Linked DNA regions of Homo sapiens: region 1 is linked to region 2. The links are chromatin contacts, found by Hi-C or POLR2A ChIA-PET in ENCODE. All regions are on one chromosome and are shown on one strand. Each heading gives the region's core, a stretch centred on a gene start or an enhancer-like site at or near the end of the contact. The rest is flanking DNA. Distances are from core to core; before and after follow the strand shown. Region 1 overlaps PALS1 (protein associated with LIN7 1, MAGUK p55 family member). Region 2 holds the start of GARIN2 (golgi associated RAB2 interactor family member 2).

What was found. Hi-C counts contacts between places; a loop is a spot of excess contacts on that map. ChIA-PET counts read pairs that join two places held with the same protein, here RNA polymerase II (POLR2A). Pooled maps may share reads with other maps.
Region 1: a map of GM23248 shows a loop between it and region 2 (1.9-fold over the local background). The contact joins the enhancer-like site here to the promoter of GARIN2 in region 2. A Hi-C loop is called at or near these places in 6 of 168 maps with a recorded cell type or tissue (GM23248, MCF 10A, astrocyte of the cerebellum and 3 more) and 5 of 50 pooled maps. POLR2A ChIA-PET finds 5 or more read pairs at or near these places in 7 of 52 experiments (CD8-positive, alpha-beta memory T cell, IMR-90, PC-9 and 3 more).

What each region holds. Positions count from the first base shown.
Region 1 is chr14:67,268,550-67,272,336 of GRCh38, forward strand. It overlaps PALS1 (protein associated with LIN7 1, MAGUK p55 family member), which reads left to right. Exons shown (of 15, transcript NM_022474.4): 2 at 1,152-1,234. It also overlaps a transcript of GPHN not described here. Among named protein-coding and RNA genes, the nearest start is that of PALS1, 29 kb to the left of the region's middle. Within about 2 kb of position 1,287, at least 2 of the 41 ENCODE cell types and tissues checked have a DNase peak (open chromatin) inside an H3K27ac peak, as active enhancers do.
Region 2 is chr14:67,187,456-67,190,804 of GRCh38, forward strand. It overlaps GARIN2 (golgi associated RAB2 interactor family member 2), which reads left to right and starts at 1,985. Exons shown (of 8, transcript NM_001395907.1): 1 at 1,985-2,114. It overlaps LOC105370538 (a long non-coding RNA gene), which reads right to left and starts at 1,909. Exons shown (of 5, transcript XR_007064215.1): 1 at 1,778-1,909. It also overlaps a transcript of GPHN not described here. RefSeq lists an enhancer at 1-71.

The sequences.
Region 1 (3,787 bases), core at 37-2,536, 80 kb after region 2:
GCAATTCGCAGAACTGAGGGTTCCTCCCCTTTTTAGACCATATAGGGTGACTTCCTAACGTTGCCATGGCATTTGTAAACTGTCACGGCACTGGCAGGAGCGTCTTTTAGCATGCTAACGCATTATAATTAGCATATAGTGAGCAGTGAGCACAACCAGAGGTCGGGATTTGCCTCGCTTCTTTACCCCAACCTGTTTTGTCAGCAGGGCCTTTGTGACCTGACTTTGTGCTGACCTCCTATCTCATCCTGTGACTTAGAATGCCTAACCTCCTGGGAATGCAGCCCAGTAGGTCTCAGCCTTATTTTACCCAGCCCCTATTCAAGATGGAGTTGTTCTGGTTCAAACCCCTCTGACACATCCCTTTCAAGTGTGCAAATTCAGTGGATTTTAGTATATTTAGAGTTGTGCAACCATCACCACAATTAATTTGCATCATTCCGCAAGAGAAACCTGCATGCCTTGGCCATAATTCTCCCACCCATTCACCCCCAGTTTTAGGCAACCACTGATCTACTTTTTGTCTCTCTATATTTGCCTCTTCTGGATATTTCATAAATAGAATCATACAGTATGTGGTCGTGGTCCTTTGCTGCTGGCTTCTTTAAATCCTGTTTGTAGGGTTAATCTATGTTGTAGCATGTATCACTACTTCATTTTTATTTTCCAATAATGTTTCATATAGGATTATACAACTTTTAATAAATTCATCAGTTGAACATTTGGATTTTTTCTACTTTTTTTGCTATTACGAATACTGCTGCTATGAATATTTTTGTACAAGTTTTTGTGTGTGTGTGTGTAGATGTATGATTTTATTTCTCTTGATTTATACCTAGGAGTAGAATCGCTGATATGGTAACCCTATGTTTAGCCTTTTGAGGAATTGCCAGACTGTTTCCAATGTGTTATTGGAAAGTTTCCATTTGACATTCCTAACAGCACTAATATACAACAACATAAATTTTTAAATTGATGTCCATTAGATACAGGGGTCATGGTGCATTTTTATGATTTCTGACTAAGAAATCCTAGCTATCTGCAGACAGAATTGGTTATCATATTGAATTAGTCTTTCTCTTCCTCCTTTACCCCCCAAAACACTGCAGACATGTACATTTGATCAATTGTCTCATTTTTCTTTTTTATAGAATAAGAAAGCCTTGAGTTTTGTGAAAAACCGGAGAAGAGAAACTAAAAGGACAGTAGAAAAGGCTTTTCCAGTTTGCATAATGTAAGTTCTTTTCACTTTTCTTGGCTTGAATTCTGCCTTAGCTGACAAAGCTGTTTCTATGGAAACAAATAGTTTAACCTCTTAGAATGTCAGAGGAATGCTGATCACTTAAAATGAGACTTCCCAGCTGCTGGTCAAAGGGCATTACTTGCTGGAGAAAGAGGGGAAGGATGAATTTAAAAAATTCTAGAGTTCTGGACACTAGTGTAGACTGAACATGTTTATGCGTATGAAGTATATCTCTTCTATTTTACTCTGCCTAAAAATTAAGATACTGGTAATATAGGAAATTGGATTTCTGCTGACCTGTCTTGATTCTCAGCTCTTAAACAAATGGTTCTATTCGTTGGTACCCTTTTCAGTGGGTCTGTACCCTTTAGGCTATTTCAGTCCCTCCAGTCTCAATCATTTGCACTTGTTGTGAAGCTTATTTAGCTTCCCATTGCCCCCTTCTCCCGCAACTAAAACCCTTTCTCCCTTACTAGTTTGAGGTTAGCATTGAAACAGCTTCGGCATGCCAGCCTGAAAATTTTTCTTGCTTTGTGGACTATGTAAAGATTTTTGTATTTGTGTTCGTTTTCTGGCAGGGATGGGAGCAGGGATTCTGATGAGGATTTGAAATGTAGTCCTTTGAAGCTTTCTTTCTTTCTTATTTTTTTTTTAAACTTATAATTGGCAAGTTGAGAAGAAAAGAATTAGGGCCAGTAACTGCCTCTGCTGTCTTCATAAGATGGCCTGTTATTTACACACAATGAGGTAATTCTCTAGTTCAGTCATTTACCAGCTTCTGAATTGTCAAAGGACTTTTTTTTTTTTTTTTAAAGAGAGGGAGAGTGCAATTGCTTTGGACTGGGAGGACTTTTTCACTTTTATGATGTATATAGACTACATGTATGGGCTAGAGTATTTGTGGAGTGCCTGCTTAAAAATTATAATCTTAATGCTAAAACTATAGGATACAGTATAATGTTTCTTTAATTCTGGAAGAACTTTAGGATCTTTCATTGCCTTCATTAAATTAACTTGTGAGCATTATAGAGTTTTTGGAGTGTTAAATGGTGAAGTAATTATTTAACAGGATAGTCTGGAAAGATTTCTTGTAGAATTAGGGACTTGAGGGAGGTCTTGAAGGTAGAAATCAATGGAAAAGTAGTTCATCAGTCATTTGGGCAGAAAGATGGGATAGACACAAATGAGGAAGGTAAATTAGAAGGCTCATGCAGGTGCGTAGTAAAAGATATAGCTAGAAATCTTGGATTCATTTTTTGAGTTTGAAGTTTATTCTCCAGGTAGTGTGAAAGCCATCAGAAGTTCTGAACAGAGGAGTGGTTTGCTCATATACTTAATTAAGCAAACACTTAGCAGGTATCACGGCTATAGAGGTCAACAAGACGGATCCCTGCCAATTAGATAATTTACCTGTGTGATCTACAGTTACCTTGAAATTAATGTGTCTAAACCCATATTTCCCTTTACTTCTATCTGATTCTCCTATATTCTCCATCATAATTAGTGACATTGTCATCTACCTAATAAGCCAGGGATAGTGGTTAAGAGTGATGGTTCTGGAGTTATACTGCCTAGGTTCATATTCTGAAGCCTTCTGTTGTTTGGCCTTCTGCTGGGCAATGTTACGGATTCAGAGATGGGTCAGCCTGGTTCCTGACTTCAAGGAGCTTCTAGTCTGATGAGATAGAAAGGCAGAGATATAAATAGCAGTAGTCCAACTTGATCAAGAATGTGACAGGGATTATAGGATTCCAGAGGACAGTGTATTTGAGCTCAGACTTAAAAGAGTAGGCAAAGATCAGATCCTAGGCAGTCTGATTCTGGAGGCTTTTCTCTTAAACATGCTGTCTTGGGTAACTGGATGGATGTAGTGACATTAGTTAGAATTGAAAACAGGGAGAGGATTAAAGAGAATAGGAGATTAAAGGGAAATATGAGTTTAATTTTGGACATATTTCTAGATTCTTGTGGGAAATTCTGATAGATAGAATAATGGTCAGCCGGGCACGGTGGCTCACGCCTGTAATCCCAGCACTTTGGGAGGCCGAGGCTGGTGGATCACGAGGTCAGGAGTTTGAGACCAGCCTGGCCAACATGGTGAAGCCCCGTCTCTACTAAAAATACAAAAATTAGCTGGGTATGGTGATTGGCGCCTGTAATCTCAGCTACTCAGGAGGCTGAGGCAAGAGAATCGTTTGAACCTGGGAGGTGGAGTTTGCAGTGAGCCGGGATCGTGCCATTGCACTCAAACTGGACGACAGAGTCTCAAAAAAAAAAAAAAAGTTCAAGGATCCTGTCTTAATAACCATAGTATCTAGCCAGGGGTAAATAATTAAATTTGTATACAAATCACTCCTCTTTTTTAAATCTTTGATGATTCTCTTATTCTATGGAATTAAGGATTTGTATTTAAGACCTTTCATAGGATGGACCCAATCAAACTTTCTAGTCCTATCTTCCACTACTCTCTCGACTATTTTAGTTCAACGAGCCTTATTTGTACTTTCCCCTCACACCTTTCATCTTCCCACCTTTGGTTCATAT
Region 2 (3,349 bases), core at 735-3,234:
CTTTCCATTGACACTGCCACTGCCACTACCATGGCTTCTGCATCTCCAGAATTGCCCTTCCCAAATCTATCCTTCACTCTGCTCTCAGAATGATCAATTCAGAACATAAATCTCTCCATGTAACACTCTTTATTAGAGCTACTGGAGCAGATGAAGTCCCAGCACCTAGTTATGGCTTTCAAAGCCCTCCATCATCTAGGCTCTTCTTCCGTGAACTTCATTTTCTTTCAACCCTTCAACTTTATGTAACACCAGACCATTTGTAGTTACCCCTCAAACCCTGTCATTTTATGCCTCTGTGCCTTTGCTCAGACTGACTAATCTTTCAGGATTTAGCTTGGATATTAGCTCCTCCATGAAACCGTCCCTAAATCCTCCAATTGGACTAAGTACCCTTCATCTGTGCTCCTAGAATCCCCTGTCACCCCTCTATCTTATCACTACATAACACTGAAATAATCTGTTTACATGACCCCTTCTCCACTTGATGGTAAACTTCTTGAGTGCAGAGACTGTTCACCTTTGTGGTCCAGCATGGCATGGTGCCCAGGAAATAGTAAGTACTCATTACTGAGCTGACCAAAAGAATGTACCTTGCATTGCACTCACCAGGGACTGAATGTGGCAGGAAAGCTTCATATCCCAAGCTTAGGACATGCAGCTGAGAAGATCCCATGCAGGCGTGAATAGGCAGGCCCATCTCATGAGGGACAAAGAGGGCTAATTGCTCACGGACCTCACTTTGACAAAGTGCCACAAATTCAGACTTACAATCTCCAAATGAAGTTATACATACAGTTTTATATTTTGTGCATCTTTAAAAGCATTTTAAAGACGCTTTTGAAGGTAAATATTTTAAATATACCATTATTTTTATTTCCTTCTTTTGGTATTTCTTCTCTTTTTAATGTATCAGTAGCCTCAAAAAATGGACGTGAGATAATACCAAAGTTTAATCAAGGTACCGCAGAATTAAATTGATATCATCAACAGTTAAGAGATGAGATCAGATCTATGCAAAAATATTTTCTGGCCCTTGGGCAGGAAGAACAGGAACATGGCAAGTTGTGATCATGCAATAAGTATGCTCAATGAAGAAATCTTACTCAGTGGGACTATAGGTATGACCAGAGGAAGAATTTGTCCATCCAAAAGATGGCACTCAACATAGAATAGGCGAAACAGAGCATCTGAGACAATAACAGGGGAACCACTCGGACAAGTGCAGAAAGAGACTCAGCCAATCAAGTGCATTGAACCACCACCAGAGCCTAATATCATTAAATATTCATGCTATACAGCCCTCGGCTCAGTTTCTTTTCCTTCCTTCCTTCCTTCCTTCCTTCCTTCTTCCTTTCTTTTTCTTTTTCTTTCTTTCTTTCTTTTCTTTCTTTTTCTTTCTTTTTCTTTCTTTCAATAGAAATGGGGTATCACTGTGTTGCCCAGGTTGGTCTCAAACTCTTGGGCTCAAACAATCCTCCTGCCTTGCTCTTCCAAAGTGCTGGGATTGCAGGCATGAGCCACTGCGCCCGGCCTCAGCTCTGTTTCTAAGCAGTTTCCCTCTAAAAATGCTATATTCTTTTAACGCTTTTCTTCACAGAGGCTCAAAGTGCCTTAAATATGTTTAAGTCTCTGAAACTTGGGATATAGGGAAAGTGAATAATAAATTATCAATTGTATGATCAATGATGTAAAGTCTGATATTTTTCCCGTGGTTATACTATTGCTAAATTGACTTTTCTCTCCAAGAAATCCTCTGAAAACTTCACACCACCACCTGAATGCCCACTCCTGAGCGGTCCGGTCAGGGCTCCATGGGAATGCTGACCACACTTCCTCTCAGGGGCAGACCTGCACGGCTGCTCCTCCCCAGTGCCGTTCTTCTCTTACTGCAGAGACTATGTCAGCACGTTATGATTATGATGCAGCAGCAACAGAACAATGCCCAGAGCAGCCTGGCCTGTGCTTCTTTTACTAAGTGGTTAGTTGCCTGCTGAGTAGACATAAACACCTGCTAAAGAAATGTGAAAAGAGTGGAAACGTGCTATTTGGAGGTTATTTTCCTAGTCGACATCCAGGAGATCTCCAGAGATCTATTTCAGCCCCACCTGTTGGTAAGTGACTGTCTCATTACTGCAACTTGGGTTTGAAACTGAAGGAGAAGGAAATGAATAGTTCAATTAATTCTGGTAATTCGAGGGCAGAATGTCTATTTTTTTCCATCTTCCTCTTCTCCTTCTAGTTTCATTTCTTCTACCTCAACCAGAACAAGCTGAAAAGCCGAGAGACTTAACACCTGGTGACTGCTTTTCTTTTTCTTAGAAATAATTTCATTGAGAGTTTGAGTTTGAAATGAAAGCATGTTTTCTGGATTTTTTTTAATTTTTTTTTTTTTTTTTTTTTGAGACAGAGTCTCGCTTTGTCACCCAGGCTGGAGTGCAATGGCACGATCTTGGCTCACCACAACCTCTGCCTCCTGGGTTCAAGTGATTCTCCTGCCTCAGCCTCCCGAGTAGCTGGGATTACAAGTGTGTGCCATCACGCCCAGCTAATTTTGTATTTTTTTTTTAAGTAGAGACAGGGTTATAGGCATCGCCCATCATGCCCAGCTAATTTTTTTTTTTTTTTTTTTTGTATTTTTGTAGAGACAGGGTTTCACATGTTGGCCAGGCTGGTCTTTAACTCCTGACCTCAGGTGATCTACCTGCCTCAGCCTCCCAAAATGCTGGGATTACAGGCGTGAGCCACTGTGCCCAGCCTTTTGTTCTTTTCTTTTTTTTTTTTTTGAGACACAGTTTCACTCTGTTGCCCAGGCTGGAGTGCAGTGGCACGATCTCGACCCACTGCAACCTCCACCTCCCAGGTTCAAGCCATTCTCGTGCCTCAGCCTCCCAAGTAGCTGGGACTACAGGTACACACCACCATGCCTGGCTAATTTTTGTAATATTAGTAGAGACAGGGTTTCGCCATTTGGCCAGGCTGGTCTCGAACTCCTGACCTCAAGAGATCCACCTGCCTTGGCCTCCCAAAGTTCTGGGATTACAGGCGTGAGCCGTTGTGCCCGGCCTGTTTTGAAATTTTGATTTTTCAGACTGTTATCCCAATTTTTTCTTCCATAAGAAAAAATTCTCAAAGACTGAGAATTGAGTAAATTTTGGGGGAAACAGCCCTTTTTAATTACTCAAATATTTCAAAGATTCAGAACACAAGGCTTTCTCTTCAAAGCTGAAAGGTTGGGCATGGGGATATCATTTTCAAGAGATAGAAGCCACAACAGTTAGACTCCTGCAAAGGTGCAACCAGAACTGCAACCTAGAATTGTGCTGGACCTAGCCTAAAAATATGTTTA